Regions from separate parts of the Mus musculus genome. Here region 1 is linked to region 2. A link is a loop called in an ENCODE intact Hi-C map of the cell type or tissue named here. Cell type or tissue: left cerebral cortex. All regions are shown on one strand. Each heading gives the region's core, and the rest is flanking DNA. Links, peaks and the distances in the headings are about the cores only.

What was found. Peaks named below come from ENCODE experiments on the same cell type or tissue, not always from the same donor. Only the 100,000 strongest peaks of a DNase experiment are listed, where the experiment ranks them.
Region 1: a loop joins it to region 2, with 5 times the contacts of the local background. A loop is called at or near these places in 2 of 42 quality-filtered maps.

What each region holds. Positions count from the first base shown.
Region 1 is chr2:179,387,313-179,395,648 of GRCm38, forward strand. No RefSeq gene overlaps it. Among named protein-coding and RNA genes, the nearest start is that of 4930591A17Rik, 23 kb to the right of the region's middle. In left cerebral cortex, for the core only: no CTCF peak of the experiment used is centred there; DNase peaks (open chromatin) are centred at 3,405 and 3,685.
Region 2 is chr2:179,234,343-179,242,678 of GRCm38, forward strand. No RefSeq gene overlaps it. Among named protein-coding and RNA genes, the nearest start is that of 4930591A17Rik, 180 kb to the right of the region's middle. In left cerebral cortex, for the core only: a CTCF peak has its summit at 4,165; DNase peaks (open chromatin) are centred at 4,028 and 5,515; H3K27ac peaks cover 752 bases.

The DNA of each region.
Region 1 (8,336 bases), core at 62-8,061, 150 kb after region 2:
CCCTTCAGAGAAGAATAAGGATCCCAGGGATGTCAACTGAACGTGGAGTAACATGATACGCTCGGACTAGGCAGAAACCCCCATATCAAGGCTGGACAGAGCAACCCAACAGGAAGAAGGGGGTTCCGAGAACAGGAGTAAGGGTCAGAGATGCCCACACTCACACTGTTGAGAGTCCCACAAGAATACCAAGCTACACGAGCTACGTATGTATGTATGTATGTATGTATGTATGTATGTATGTGTCTATGTGTATATACATATATATGTGTATATATACATACATATATACACACATGTATATATGTATGATTATATGTATGTATACATGTGTGTATGTATGTGTATATACATATGTGTGTATATGTATGTGTATGTGTATATGTATGTAATGCAAACCAAGATAGATAAAAGGACTCTTGCTTTTCCTCGAAAATGTAGATTGAAGGACCCAGTGGCCAGTGTCCCACACAGCAGACTTGCTGTGCCTCCAAGGAGTGAGGGAGAAAGACATTCATCCCGAGCTCTGTACTCTGTCATGTTTTCTTTTCTTACCAACTCATCATGTCTAACCCAGAGCTGCTTGAGCGCAGGAGCCTTTGGAGGAGACATCAGAGCTGACATCAGCCCTCTTCCTTAACAGGCCAAGTGGACACCAGGAAGCTTGGCTGGAGGCTGGAAAGTGCAAGCAGCCTTGGCTCTGATCAGTTTGTACCAACCAGCAGCAGCCTTCCTTCTATCTCATTGTAAAGACGGCACAGCAATTGTAAGAGCCGCCGTGCTCCAAGCTGTAAGGGAGAAAATCAATTTCTCTTCTGCGGGGCTCACAATGTACCTGGAATTTTACCTGAACCGAGTAAACAAAATTGTCACCTAACATGAATGGGGAAAGAGGTGTTAGAAAAACTCTTTATCACTCTACTTCTAAAGCGCTCCTGTTATTATTGAAGTCTTACTGTGTTTTTCAAGGGATAGGTTATTAAGGGGCAACTTTAAGATGAAACCATTCTTCAGATATTTATAATAGAAACATTTTAAAACTTAAATCAGTGGTGGAAGATTGAAGCCATGCAGTTGAGACGACGATATATGTATGTGTGTGTGTGTATATATATATATATATATATATATATATATATACATATATATGTGTGTGTGTGTGTGTGTGTGTGTGTGTGTGTATTTTTTTTCCTATAACACATCCAGCCCATCTGGACCCTGCCTTTAGGCCCTGCTATCCAAATGTAGAAACAGTAGAGCCGCTGAAGGGTGAGCCAGTGACCAGTGACCTTGAATGTCCCCAGGTCATGGTGATCAACTGTATTTCTCTCTGGATGTAGAGCCCACGACACTGCCCCAGGGATGCTCCCAGGAGAACACAGCGAGTGCCTTGGATAGTGCAGGAAGGAATCCAATTCAGTCAGCCCAGACTCGGGTCTCTGAGACCAGTAGACCTGATGCTAACCCTAATCCCTAATCCTAACCCTCTATCGTCTTCTGATTGCATAATGGGAACGCTAGACAGAACCAGCTTTAGAAACCATCCTGGATATCATCTGGGTTATTGATATGCAATTGATACAACATGCCTTGTAATGTGCTGTTCTGAGCATTCAGGGTGTGTTGGCTGTGACCCAAGTGTATGCCTGGCATGCAACTGGTAATGTTAGAAGATGGGATCCAGGTACTCCTATGTGTTGGCTACAGAAATTTCTCTTCCCTACGCTTCATGATCATACCTGTCTTAAAGAACTCCATGAGGAGTTCACCTGACAAGTGAACTTGAGCCAAGCACCACGATTTGTTGGTTTTGTTTTTAGTACAAGCAGCCTGCTTCCTCTCAGTTTATCAGGATCCAGTTGTGCCCAAATGGACAGGACAAGGGTAGGGACTGATCGACAGCCGGACAGCATGAATGGAGAGAACTATCCGTCTCTGCTCCACCAAGGGGACAGATCCCGGGTAGGAAGAATGCTAGATACATGTGGAGAAGAAGCAGCTTGGTAAGCAGTCCCAGCACGTGCCTCCAAGGGTGAAGCGGATACACGCCATGCCACTCTCTAGGCTTCCATCACCTTCCCCTAAGCTTGCCTACCATGGGGAAGCATCTCTACAGGGATGGATCTCTTAGATTGATGCATGCAATAAAGAGGATTTATGAGACCAGCCTGCAAAGTGGGGTTGGTAGAGAGGCTTAGAACTCAGTAGTTTCCCATCCCTTGAGATTGAACAACTCTGGTGCTAAAGGACTGGAGGATTCCTGGAGAACCGCTGGTCTAAGAGCCATGCTAGAAGGTTGAAAGAGGAAAAACAGTGCAAAAGACCCACTTTCCAATAAGAAGCAAGCCTCTCTGGTTTCCCTCAGATCTGGGCCTCTAAGGGAAGGTTAAGGCCCCTTTCTGGAAGGAGCTTCTCTCCTTGGTTAATCCTCCCTGGCAAAACCCTCACAGACCAGCCCAGAGGCATGTCTCTAGGTTGACCCCAGATCCAGTCAATCTAACAATAAAGACTAGCCGCCACTGGGGTGGCTCAGCAGTTAATAGTATTTACTGCTCTTGCGGAGGACCCAGGTTCAGGTTCCAGTACCCACATGGTAGCTCAGCCATCTGTAACTCTACTTCATAGGATCACACACACACACACACACACACACACACACACACACACACACACACACTAAAATAAATGCATATTTTTTTAAAGATGAGACATCATCCCTAGAATTACAGTTTCCACTTTCAGGGAAGATGGTGTGAATTTACCAGTCAGTAAAAATGCCTGCAAATGCCTGCTGGACTCATCTCTCAAAGTGCTGCGAAGGCTTCCATTTACCAGGAAGAACCAATATTGCCACAGGGCTGTGACACTGCCTCTTTCCTGTGATGCCCTGTGCACTGGTGTATCTTTCAGGATGCCAGTGGTGGCTGAAAAGCTGTTGAGATGTTCTCAGAAACACGTTAGGTCTCATTCACGAGATCACCAATGGAAACACATAAGCAGAGCTCAGGGGCATCTCTGAGGGATTCTCATCCAAGAGAGTCTGCTTCTGTTGTAGGGTGGGCAAAGTGGAAACCAGGAGGGACAAGGAGTTGTGGTTCTGTGGGATTCCTGGTGTGCACTCAGAAGAAAGCTGATCCATGCTTCTTGACTGACACTGTCTCTTAGGCCAGATGGTTGTCCATATTAAATCTATCCAGCATGCTCAAGAGTGTGGACTGCAAAGAGCCACAAGCTCCAGGGTGCTCGCCGCTCACACTCACATACCAAGCCAAGAGCCCACCCATCAGGCTCACTCTCTCATTTTGTCTGTCTCATCTGCAAATACTTGAGGCATCCTCCTGCTGTCTGCAGCATGAGACTTGGGCCTGGCTCTCCAGCTGGTGACCTCATTCATCTAGAATGAGAGTTAACGGCTCCAAGAGCCTCTGCAACTTGCTTGAATCAGAATCTGGGGACTTACGTGTTATGGCAACAAAAATCTCTGCAGTGAGTTATTGCTTCCTCCATATGTTTGGAGGAATTACCTTTCACTCTGACTCTGCAATGTTCTTCTGGTCATCCAGGCTGTGGCCAGTCTCCCAGGTGACCAGCTCACCAAATCTAATGCTCCCAGGCCATCCCCAAAACTCCCTAACACCCTCTCCCACTCTGCACAAAGACGCACCATCTGCTTACAGACACTTGGAAGGGGATGCCTGTACCGTATGGGATGTTGATCATATGTTAGCCACTTCTACGAATGAAGAAATATTTTGAAAGCTGCCAAGCCACCTTCTTCATCCAGCATGCATGAAAAATTCATTGGGGTTGCTATTTGTCAGGGGACTGCAAACATTTCCTCTCATTTGTCTCCATCCTTGCTTACATTTCGACACCCAGCTCAGAAATCCACAGGCCCCACCATTTGGAGCCCTCCTTCCCTGCTCACGCCAGAACTATCCATCACTTACTTTCTAAGAATAGACAAGCTGTTGCTGCCTTCAGTTCCTTCGTCTGCGAAGGTAAACTATGCTGCTTGTGGACAGAGTAGGGTTCATGCCAGAGGAGGCGGATTTGTAGATCTAGGCTCAAAAGAAGAGACAGCGAGTCATTCTGAGGGCGTGGCTCCGTGATGGAGTACTTGGCTATAATGTACACAGCCCTGGGTTCACTCCCAGCAGAGGGGTAAAAATAGGAATAGTGAAGGTTCCACCCACCGCCCACTTTGCCCCTCTTGTCTAAGGGATAAACATCACTGGCAGAGTGTGAAGTCTTCGACATGCCTGGATGTTTGCTTGTTGCAACACAGTATTGTAGCATTAAAATTGTGAACTGGCTGTGTGGCGGGGGTTGGGAACATTGAATAGCTATTTGAAGTATTTGCATGATAAAAATGTCCAAACTGGAAATACCCAGAGGGCTGTGTTGATTTCTTTTCTTATTATTGGACAAAACCTCTAACAGAGGCAACTTAGAGAATGAAGCTTATTTTGACTCAGTTTGAAGTATCCTGAGTAGGGAAGTAAGCTGATCATGACAGGAAAGTTAAAGTGGAAGGAGATTGAGGCAGCTATTCACATTGTATCCTTAGCTGGTCACATTGTATCCATAGCTGGTCACATTTGCATCTACAGCTGGTTAAGTTGTATCCACAGCTGGTCGGTCACATTTGCATCCACAGCTGGTCACATTGTACCCACAGCTGGTCACATTGTACCCACAGCTGGTCACATTTACATCCACAGCTGGTCACATTGTACCCACAGCTAGTCACATTTACATCCACAGCTGGTCACATTGTCCCCACAGCTGGTCACATTGTCCCCACAGCTGGTCACATTGTACCCACAGCTGGTCACATTTACATCCACAGCTGGTCACATTGTACCCACAGCTGGTCACATTGTACCCACAGCTGGTCACATTGTGCCAGCAGTCAAGGATGCTGGTACTCAGCTCACTTTCTCCTTTTCATTTGCTCTGTAGCCCTAGCCCACAATGATGGTCCCCCCACCTTCAAAGTGGGTCCTCCCTCTTCAATTGTCCTAATCTAGAAAGTCCCTCACAGACATGCCCAGAAGTTTGTCTGTTAGGTGATCCTAAAATCTGTCAGATTGACAAAACTAATATTAACAGGGAATTATTTGTTTATTGCTTACTGTGAAGGGAGGGGAAGTATGTCTGTCTATGTGCATATGTGTGTGTGTAAGCATTGTGTATGCATGTATGTATGTGCATTGTGTACATGCATGTATGCATACATGCATGTTTGTGTGCATGTGCTCTGTTTGTACATCCATGCATATATATGTTCATGTGCATGTGTGCATGCACACACATGAGTGTAAACACATGCATGAACACAAACACTTATGTTTATGCATGCAAAAACACTTATTCATGAGATCAGAGGAAGGCATCCTTTGTCATTCTTCACCTGGTTTCCTAAAGGGTCTCCCACTGAACTGGAAACCCAAAGCTTCAGCTAGGCTATCTGACCAATAGGATCCCAGGAGTCTTCTCTCTCTACTCATTAATGCAGAGGTTACAGGCTCATGCAGACATGCACAGGTCTTTATGTACATGCTAGAGATTTGAACTCTGGTCTTCATGTTTGCAGAGCAAGCAATCTACCCACTGAGCCATCTCCACAGCCCTATTCCATAATTTTGAAAGACCATGCTATACGGTGGTTTTATCTGAGTCTGCCATGACTGTGGCCACCTTGAATGAGAGCAGCTGCATTCACTCTTCTGGGTGGGTGATGGGGGACAGACTGGCTGCTCCAGATGCCATTTCTTTCCCTGGGGCAAATGGCAAACAACTTTTGAGTGAAAACCTCCATGGTGTAGCTGCCTACATGTTGCCCATCACCTTGCAACTCACTTCTCACCATTGCTCCTGTAGCCCAGACAAACCCACTGGTTCAACAGCAGGACTTAGTGGAGTCACTTCTTTGACTTCCAGCATCTCATCTGAAATAAACAAGTGTTTTTTCATCTGTTTCCCCAGGAAAACACAATGGTCCTTTTTAGTTTGCCCTTTGCTCTTTAGCTGATTAGAAAGCTGTCTTGGGGTCCATAATCACTTTCTAGAGAATATTATAATAGATCTCAGTGCAGAACTGACACACACATACCATACACAAACACACCACAAATACATATATACCACACACATACATGACACATACACACACACACACACACACACACACACACACACACACATACACGGAGCTCATGCTCAGCTCCACTGATGGCACACATGGCCCTGAGAGAACCATGACAGGTCACATGACCACACCCCTGCCTGGCTTTGAGCTCTCAGTGGTTTAGCCATCCTCCCACCCTCAAGACCCAAACAACCCAGTTAATTGCTGAGGCCCCTGCTATTCGTCAGGCTGTGACACCACTATGCCCTCAGGACTCTGTTACTGTCAGACATTCATGCTCACTGGTCCCTCACACCTCAGAACATTTGCATATGTTGTCTGAACTCTTGGAAATCTTATAGGAACACACACTCCCATTCATAGGGACACACTCTGATTCTTAGGGACATATGCCCTCATTCATAGTGAACACCTGTTACGTTGTTTTTTGATTGACGTTTGTCATTCCTGTTGGGAATTACAGAGGCATTTGTCTGTTTTGACTGACACTACAACCCGGGTACATTTAGCTACAATACAGTAACTCAAGCTAAGCTTCTGTTTAATGAACGAATAGTCAGTTGAAAGATCAGCTCATGCTTTACTTAGACTGCACCATAATGTGAAAATTCCATTGAGCAGAATAACAGGCTTTCCTAAGACACCAGGGACAAAAATCATCCCTGTAGCCACTCTCATCCCCTTGTCTTCTGATCCCTGTTCCGAATGCTTCTGCCGCAGCCCTCTGTGAGTTCTGTGATCACATGTTTTTGAACCACGTGACGACCAGAATCGCTCGCTAGTCTGAGCTCCAATGTACACATGGAGAGACGACCTGCTGGCTCCAAAGTAAAAGTTGTGCTCCCCTTTGAAGCCAGCAGTCCAGCTGCATCACAGGGACGGCTTCGGGAGCAGGGCAGCTGAGGTTTCCTGTATTTACTTTCTCGGGAGCAGTGGTGGAGGCTCCAAGAGACTCTTGGGGACACATCCAATTGGAATGGGAAGTGCAAGGTGTCCGTTATGGGCTATGGGATCAGCTTCAATGGCACCCATATCACATACTTGTCTGAATCCTGGTTTGTCCTGTAGAGTTGCCCACATCCTGTAGGTGGCTTCCATCGTGTAGAGTAGTACTACCTGTTCTATAGAGTAGATTCTGCCTTGGAAGTGACTGTGTCCCACAGTGGGGACCCTGCCCTACTAGTGTAGATGAGAATAAAGAAATAGTCTAGGCCGTGTTCACTGTGCTCTACTTTCAGCATCATGTGCCTGTAACACTGTGACACCATCAGAATTGTCACACTGCCCATGCTGTGCTACACAGGTGCATCTTGACAAGCCCAGCCCTGCCTGCCCTGTTAAGAAGAAGCCAGACTACGCACAGCTGGCTTTCTCATCGCCTGCATCTCCAGGAGCAGGAGCTGGTGCCCTCCTCCAGTGGCTAGAGCCAAGGAGAAGGCAGAATCAGTATTATGTCTAGAAGCTGTAAACTATTGTCTTCCGGGGGGGGGGGGGGGCACTGGTCTTTGCAAGTGTTAAAAAATGCTTATCTTAAAACCTGACGTGATGGATTTGAAACCTGTGCTCCTAGCCCCATGGTATCATGGCAAGCAAGCCTGCAGCCTGTCTCCATTGAGGTGAACCTGAGAGGAAAATAGGAGTACCTAGCCTGAGCTCGAGATACGTGAGAGGCATGTTTGCTTTCAAAGAGATGTCTTGCTATAAATGAAACTGACCAGAGACAAAGCCTTTTCCACTGGCCCTGCATTTCCTGACAGGGAGAGGATGTTCAGCTAAGATCAGTCTCCAACACGGTGCTCTGTGGGACAGATACCACAAAACCGGTCACGCCACCTTCAAGGCTGAAAGGTGACTTGCCTCTGCCTTGAACAGCAAAAGGAAAGAAGTTCCATTGACTGTGGAAGGAAGACAGCTCTGGGATTGAAATGTTCCTAGAGAGCCACCTAATTTTTGTCTTTGTTTGGGGTTCCTGCAGGAGAGAGAGAAGCAGTCAGTCCAGCTGTGTATGGGGAGGGTCTGCCGCTGGCTGGCTGGCTGGCTGAGCTGTGATCCGAACACAGGCATTTACCAGGGCTTGGAGAACAGCTGCTATGTAAATTTACATCTCAGAACTTTGAGTCAAAGATCAAGCGCAGCCAGCAGAATCCCACACAACACAGACAAAACGGCCTCCAGCCAAGAG
Region 2 (8,336 bases), core at 250-8,249:
TCTCAGTAGAGGAATTGCCTGTATTAGATTGACCTGTAGGGAAGTCTATAAAAAAATTTCTTGATTAGTGATTGAAGTGGGAGGACCCCTAGGCTGGTAGTACTAGGTGCTGAGGAGGAGGAGGAGAAAGAAGAGGAGGAAGAAGAGGAGGAAGAGGAGGAGGAGGAAGAGGAAGGCAGCTTATCATCAAGCCATGGGGAGCAATCCAGTAAGAAGCATTCATCTATGGCCTCTGCCTCAGTTCCTGCCTCTGAGATCTTGCCATGACTTCTCTCAAGATTCAAGGTGTTCATCACAGCAAATGATACCCTAAGACAAGCCTGTGATGATGGCATGGCTCACACTGCCCCAGGAAATGAAAGGCATGTAGCTCACACCTCCAATCTGACCCGAGTGGCTCTGCCAACTTCCTGCCAGCTCTCACTATGACTGTGACCTTCACCTGCACCACACAAGTCTTTTAGGATTTTAATCAGACCACACCAGACTGCTAAACACTCGCTTGAAGCAAATGCCTGCTCTGTGTGGGACCCAAGAATAAGGTAAACCTGAAGTAAACAGGGAAAGGGGGAGTCTACAAAGTGAGGCGTCCAAATCAGAGAACTGTGAAGGAAGCCAGAGAGAAAATTAAAAGACAAACAGGGCTTCAAACGGCTACACGAAATTAAACCTGCTATCGATGAAGACGAGGCGGTATTAAAAGTGGCCATCACCAGAAATGCGGGAGGCGCCGTGGTTATGAAGAGATAAGCGAGTTAAGAGAGAATTAATGCCAGTCAGTTTTAAATATAGATGGAACTGAAGTTAAAACATTTAACTTCTCAAAACTCGCACAAGAAACATAAACACCAACGGAGAGGCGTCCAATCCCCTTGTCTTCCCCTTTTATGGAAATTAAATGTCACCAAGTGCCTCACAAACAAAACTCAAGGCTGCCTGCCCCTTTCCAATAGTGCATCCCCCCCACCAGGGCGTGACCACCCTCCCTCTGACAGGAAACATCCAACAGGGCAAATTAAAAGGAAGAGAGGTTTCATCTGCTTACTGTTCCAGATGGTTCTGCCCAGTCAGTAAAGCCCAGGCACTTGGACCACTCATGAGCCATCATGGTGGTGCGAGAAGCAAGTGACACATGGTGGGGGGAAGGAGTGCAGACCATGTGTGACACGGGGACAGATAGGAATCAAAGAGAGGCTGGGGGTTACTATTGAAGGGTCAGGAGATACCCCAAGACCAAGTTCTCAGCACAGATGTGATTCATGTGCCCCAGAGGGACAGGCAGCAGGAGATAAGACACAAAGACTGGAGACAAAGGATGAGGGAGAAGAGGGTGAAAACAAAGGAGGGGGTGGGGAGGGATATTTGTTCCCTGGGAACAAAGGACTGCCTCAGAATACAGAAGAAACTGATGTGGCCCAGAGGCAAATGGCCATTTATGAAGGTACAAGGGGAACCCCATTTTAGGATGAGGTGCTTAAGTTGGACTGGGTGTGTTAATTAGGTGAGCCAAAGGGGCTTTTGATTGCTGAACCTCAGTACTTTGATAGCTGGACCTTGGTAGTCAGCCTCAGGAGGAGGAAGTAGCCAAATCAGGGAACTGACCTTGGTGGCAGCTAGCTGTAGGAACGGAATCTAATGGTTTTTAGCAAGGCAGGGAGGATTGGAGAGAAGGGCAAGGCCTGCCAGAGCCATGCTTGCCATGTTCGGGCTGGCTCAAGTCCCTTCAACTACAACCCTTGAGACAAACCCTAACGACTCACTTTCTGTTAGCCAACACCCAGCTCCAGAACTTTCCATAGCTGTTCAGAACCAAGTGTTCAGATCATGAGGCCTTGAGAGACTTTCATGTTGAAGCCCTGTGACTTGGGACTGCTGCCAACACTCCATTCATCAGCAGGATGATTTCAGAGCCAGGATTCAAGGTGTCCAAGGGTCGTGATTCTACTTCGCAGCCTCCGTGGATCAATCGTGGTATCAAATGCTGTAGTACAGTTTTCTAATCAGGGGTTTCTGGGAAGGTCCATGCAGAGATCTTCTGGCAGTTTCCTCAGGATTTGACATGAGTGTGGGGGTAAGGAGGAGACAGGGTCTGAAGAAAGTGAGAGGCAGCCCACAGCTCTGCAGGGTTCACAAGGCCATCTTATACCCCAAGGAGCCCACATACACTGGTGGGCCAGTCAGCTGTGCTGCCCAAGGAAGGTGACATGAGACAGCTCTGACCAAGGTGGTTCTCCTCAGAAAAGCCACCTCCCCAAGTGGGATTAAGCTGAACCCTGTACTCCAAGGTACTGTTGGAGCTGAGCATACACCTGTCCCTTACTTCATCCCAGGTTGCAAATGCACCATGCATCCAAGGTATTATGACTTCAACTCAGACCCAAGACAGACATGGGCATACCTCAGTCTCCTCAACTATCAACATGCAGAAATCACCACATTTCAAGACCGTATCAGTCAGCCCTGGGTTACAAAGCATCCAAAATGCCATTTATGCCATTTATATGGCATCAGTGAACACTGGAATATAAGTCTAGTTTCTGTTTTCAAAACTAGAGAGCGCAGCAGAGGAAAACTCCAGGAGGCCTAAGAACGTGGAGAAGCATACCACACTTCTGCACTGATGGCTTCCTCCAGATGTGTCTGTACCACTCCTGAGGTCAGGGGTGCTTCTCTATAAGTCCCTAGCAATGAATACGGAATGGACCCGGGTGTATTCGATATTTCTGTGACAGTCTTGACAAAAGTAACTTAAGAGATGAAGGGAGGGGCTGGTGAGATGACTCAGCAGTTAAGAGCACTGACTGCTCTCCCAGAGGTCCTGAGTTCAAATCCCAGCAACCACATGGTGGCTCACAACCATCTGTAATGGGATCCAATGTCCTCTTCTGGTGTGAGGCTGAAGACAGTTACAGTATACTCCTATAAATAAAAATTTAAAAATACATATTTAAAAAGAGAGAGGAAGGGTTTATCAGCCTATCACAGTAGCAAGAACATGGGTCTTACATTGCATCCAAGTCAAGGAAGGGGACAGAGAGACACGCTGACGCTCACCTTACTTTCTCCTTGTGATTCAGCCTGGGACCTGAGCAGCAGCAGGAGCAGCAGGGTCACTCTGTGGGAAGACCCAGCATGACCCCTAGCCCTAACTACAGGGCAACCACACATGGCTGATGCTACTTGGCACCAGAGTCCCCCTAGTGCAGCAAGACTCCATTGGAGTTGTATGATGTTTCACTACTCCTATGGAGCTGAGCATACACCTGTCCCTTACTTCATCCCAAGGTAACTGGAACCAGACCTTGTGGATGAGAGACTACAGCCCTTTGTTTTAGAAATGGGTCTCCTGGGAAAGAAGACAAACGGTCCTTCCAGCCTGCCCACTGCTTCAGATTAAGCCAGGCTGCTGGCCTTGGGGTATCTTTGCCAACCCAGGGGAAGATGGCCACTAATGAAATTAACTGAGATGAGACAGAGGTGAGACACAATACACCTCACACCCCTCAGTGTGTACTGAGAGACATTAGATGGGCATGAATTCCCTATTATGTAAGCCCATGCATTCTCCTCTCTCCCATAGTACTGGCATCTTGCAGCCTCAGAGCCCTGTCTGGTTCAATCACCGAGAACACTGACTTCCTGGATTGCTGTCCCCAGGTTTGTGTTAAACAGTGTCAACACACTGATTTGCCAGCTCTCTGCCTGGGACAGGGAAGACATGAACACCAGTGGTCTAGGCACTTCCTAATAGGGAACATGACAGAAAGGTAACCCCTGAGGACATAGAGGGACAGACAAGTCGTACCTGGCTTACTGCTTTGCTCTCTGCTATATCACAGGAAGCTGATCCAGTCACCGGGGAGAGGCTGTGTGGAGACAGCTGCTGTGCTTCCTCCCACCAAATGAGGTTTGACTGCTCGCTTATTTTGGATGACCATCTGGGAGGCAGCCACAATTCATGGTTTAGCTACATCCTGCCAGAAACCAAGTGCCCTATCCTTTTGTAGATGTTTGAAGGCTGAGCCCACAGAACCCACAAGAAGACAGTGCACAGCTTCGCCTGGTGGCACAGCCCGCGGGGCTGACACTTCCGACGCTCATCTTGACAGGAACGGAGCATGAAAAGCCAAGAAGCGAGCATCCTCCGTGTTCCCATCTGCAGCTGCTCTACCAGCCCCACCGCCAGGATGTCTTAGCTGGATCTTTCCAGCACTCTGCTTCCTGGGAAGTGTCACAGAGACACCACACAGGAGGAACACTACGTTGTCTTCCTTTTTTTTTTTGAGAACAGTCACTGAATCTTGTTGGTGAACTGCCAATATCCACCATGCCTCATTTTTAATGAGAGAGACTCTCCCTACAAGACAAAACAGTGTCACCAGGGTTTCTTTAAATCATTGTATCTACGTTCTGCATCTCAGAACACTCACCCATGCCAAGGCTGCAACTGGAAGGTTGGCGTTAACCCCTCTAAGCCTTGCACCATCAGAATGTGGATACATTGTTGCTTCTCGGAAGATGAGAGAAGCAGGGGCGAAAGCCAGCAGAAACTTCCCAACTTCCTCCCGGGCTCTTGCTGTGAAAATTAAAGTTGGGCGCTCACCAGGCTCTGTCCTGAAGCCCCAAAGCTTCTGCGGCTTACTCTAGCTGACACTTGCATATGTTCCCACGGATCAACACCAGTGGGGTCTATAATGAAGATACCCAGGCCTGTGGCAATGAGTCTGTCTGATTCCCTTGTCAGAAAGGCCTTCCCATAGCTCCCTCCTCAGTGCCCGACCTCTGAGAGATAAGAGGGATAAGGCACCATCCCCACTGGCATGGTCTGTGCCTTCCCTATGCTTTGGCACCCATTAGGCCTTCTTGTGACCACTTCTGCCCTTAGTGCATAGGAGGTCTTCATAATTCCCCAAAGACCAACAGGTGAAGCTATCCACCACCACTGGCAGAATCTTGAACCAACATTCAAGATGTGTGTCCTTGACTGAGGCATGGAAAGATGAAGATCTTGGCTTCTTACCTGCAAAACAAAGGATAATGGAGGCTACCTCTGCAGGTTGCTACAATCACAGATATCTATGGATGTGATGGCATCTGCCCGGCACCACAATGGCCTCAGAGCATGTCAGCTCTCCTTGATGACTGCTGATCTGGGATGTGTGCCTTGTGAATTTGGAACCAACTCTTTCAAAGATGTTTCCTCTTTCCAGAATGGGAGCCCACAGGGCAGTGTGGCCCAGGAGCTATGACTGCAGCAGAGCCGGACAGGGCCCCTCAGATCTGGGGGGTTGCAGGGACAGCAGCCAGGCCATTCTGCCATCCAGAAGTAAACACCATTGGGTTAAAAGTGCTCCATCTTGATCTTCTAACACACAATCTAATTTGCAAAGTGAATGTGAACACTTTTAGTCTAAGGAAGGGAGACTGGGGGAGGCTCTGCCCTGGTTTTGTTTTTCCTGTCCTCAGTTTTGATGAGTCACAAAGATGTCTGACAACAGATGCTGAAGGTACTCCTGCTAAGGTGTTCCTGCCGAGCAGCAGCCCTGTATCGGCACCAGTGTGCCGACAGTGTGAAGAACAGCAGGCCTACAGCATCAGGGAAGTGCAAGGAAGGGCTTCTCTCCCCAAGGTACTGTTGGGGCTTATATTTCCCCAGCTGTCTGACAGTCGTTCCTACACCATGGCCAAAGAGGCATGTGCCCTGGTACATGAGTGACAAGGGACAGCAGAAGCACCCATGTCTCCTGTGCTGCTTACTGCCATCAAAGTGGATGAATGAATAACAGGAACAATTGACATGGGCAACAGCTACATTGGCTCCCGGTTTCAGAGTCTTTGTATCCATCATCCTGGATACTTTGCAGTGGGATCCTGCCGCAGAGCTTATTCGCGGCAGCAGAGAGCAATATGGAACTAAAGGCAGGTATAACCCCATAAAAAAGTCTCCTCATAGTTGTTCACTTCCCCGCCCCAGGAAGACCCCATCTCCAGAAGGTTCCACAGTCTTTCAAACAAGTACACCATCTTGGGGACCAAGTTTCAGAGCATGAGCATGTAGGAGAGAGTTCATGGTCAAGCCATAAAGTTTCCATATTCATCTGTACAGCTCACTTATTTCCCAAGAGTGTAGAGATGCCATCTTTCATCCTCCACTAATTCATTAGTTCATTCCATACATACATATACCCATGCATGCATGCATCCATCCACTCACACATACATACATACATACATACATACATACATACATACATCTATTCATCCATCCATCCATATACCTACATACCCATCCATCCATTTATTCATCCAACAGCCCACCCATCCACCCACGTCCCCACACATACTTATATACACACACACATCCTTCCATCCATCCATTCATCCATCCTTACACCCACCCACCTATGGATCCACCCATCCATCCATACATACATACATACACCCATGCATACATGTATCCATGCATCTAACCATCCATCCATCTATCCACACAGCAACATACATATATATACACACGCATCCATCTGTCCATATACCCACACATACATACATACATACATACATACATACATACACTCCCATACACATGCATCCACCCACCCATCTATCCATCCATCCATCCATATGATCAATAAGAATGTCGCAGAAGTGCCTTCTCCATGCTCCTCTATACACTGAAACACAGATATAAGAGTGAAAATCACACAGACTCAAGCCCCGTGGGATGTTTCAGATGGGGACAGAACAGACAGTGACTGTAACAAGAGCTACCGAGAATCAGGATGTTCAGAACCAAGATAGCAGGGATAGGATTATGTAGCAGAGCCTCCTGGAGAAAGTGGTATTTGGTCTGAGATAGAATCTGGTGGTATTGAACCAGAAGAAATAAGTGAGTACCTACTCAGTCCTGGGAGCTCACTCTCTGCTCAAGGCAGCAGGTCAGATAGGGCTGACAGAGGCAGCTGTGATGGTGTGCACATCCCCCTAACCAGAGGACCAGCAGGTTGCACACACCTTTCTGAGTTTGCGTACGGTGTCAGTGGTTTGGATGGGCCTTCAGTGTGCCCTGCAAGGCTTTACATGTCAAAGGTTAACCTTCGGTGTGGAAACTCTAGGAGGTGGTAGAGCCTTAAAGTGAAGACCAAAAGTAAGGAAATCAGGCTACCAGGAGCCACCCTGGATGGAACTGATGTCGTTACCACAGTACTTGATTCTTCTCTGGAGAGCAAGCCTGGCTCTCCTCAATCCTCAGCTTCCAGTTTGCCCATGTGACTTCTTCTACACACTGCCTCCATGATGCTGGCCAGTAGAAGACTTCACAGAGGCCAGACAGACAGGGCTGCCAATAATGGACTTTCAGATTCCCGAACTGAGCTCCAAACCCTTTTTTTCTTAGACGTCACCTATAAGGTGTTCTTAGGACACCAACCCTCTCCCACAGGAAAGCCAAAAAGACTAGGGGATGGGAGACGGCCCCAGAAGAGATGTCTGTCTGTTAGCCTGCAACTGCTGAGGGCTTTTATCTCAAAAATACAGTGTTTCTGCAAGAAGGTACACATTTTCACATCTATTAAATTGCTTTGCATGAAAGTGTACTTTCCCGGTGCCATAGCAACCCAGATCCCTAATCTGATTTAAATTTTTTACCTAGTGTTGCGAGAGTTAATGTCACTCTGAAGTCAATGGCTGTGCCAGGCACATGAAGAACAGTTTCCAGAAAAACTGATAATCATCTCTGAAAAAAAGATGCCAGCCCACACCCGTGGGTGACAAGGGGCAAGCACTTCCACAGGACCCAGCTGAGTGACTGATAGTTTTCCCCATCTGTGGGGAAGAAATTAGACGAGTGTCCTAGGCATGTTGGAAGGGATCAGTGTCACAGGAAGTTAGAGAGGTTGGCCAGCTGTGTGAATGAACCTCTGCTGTGTGAAGGGCTCAGGACTCACATGCTCTGGACTGTCATCGGCAACCTTAGCCCTTCATTTCTAGAGCTGACCAGCTGTGGTGACATCACAAGGGGCACTTGGGACCTTCTCTGCCACACCATCACATTCACAGTGGGTCTTCTTCACCAGCATTCTCCGAAAGGTTCTTCTGCCTTGGAAGCAGGCATGAGTGGCAAGCATCCCTTCCAGGCATCCCTCTCAGCCCAGCTTCCTGCCCACGAGCACTACACACTGGGGCCCCAGGGAGGTCCATACTGCTCCCTCCAATATTCTGGAACTCCTCCCCTAAGAAACCATGGCCAATCTTGAACAGCCTCTTTAAACAATACTAAGGAGATGCTGGGCTGTTCTGTGAAATGAGAGACACTGCACACATCAACCCCCTTTAAC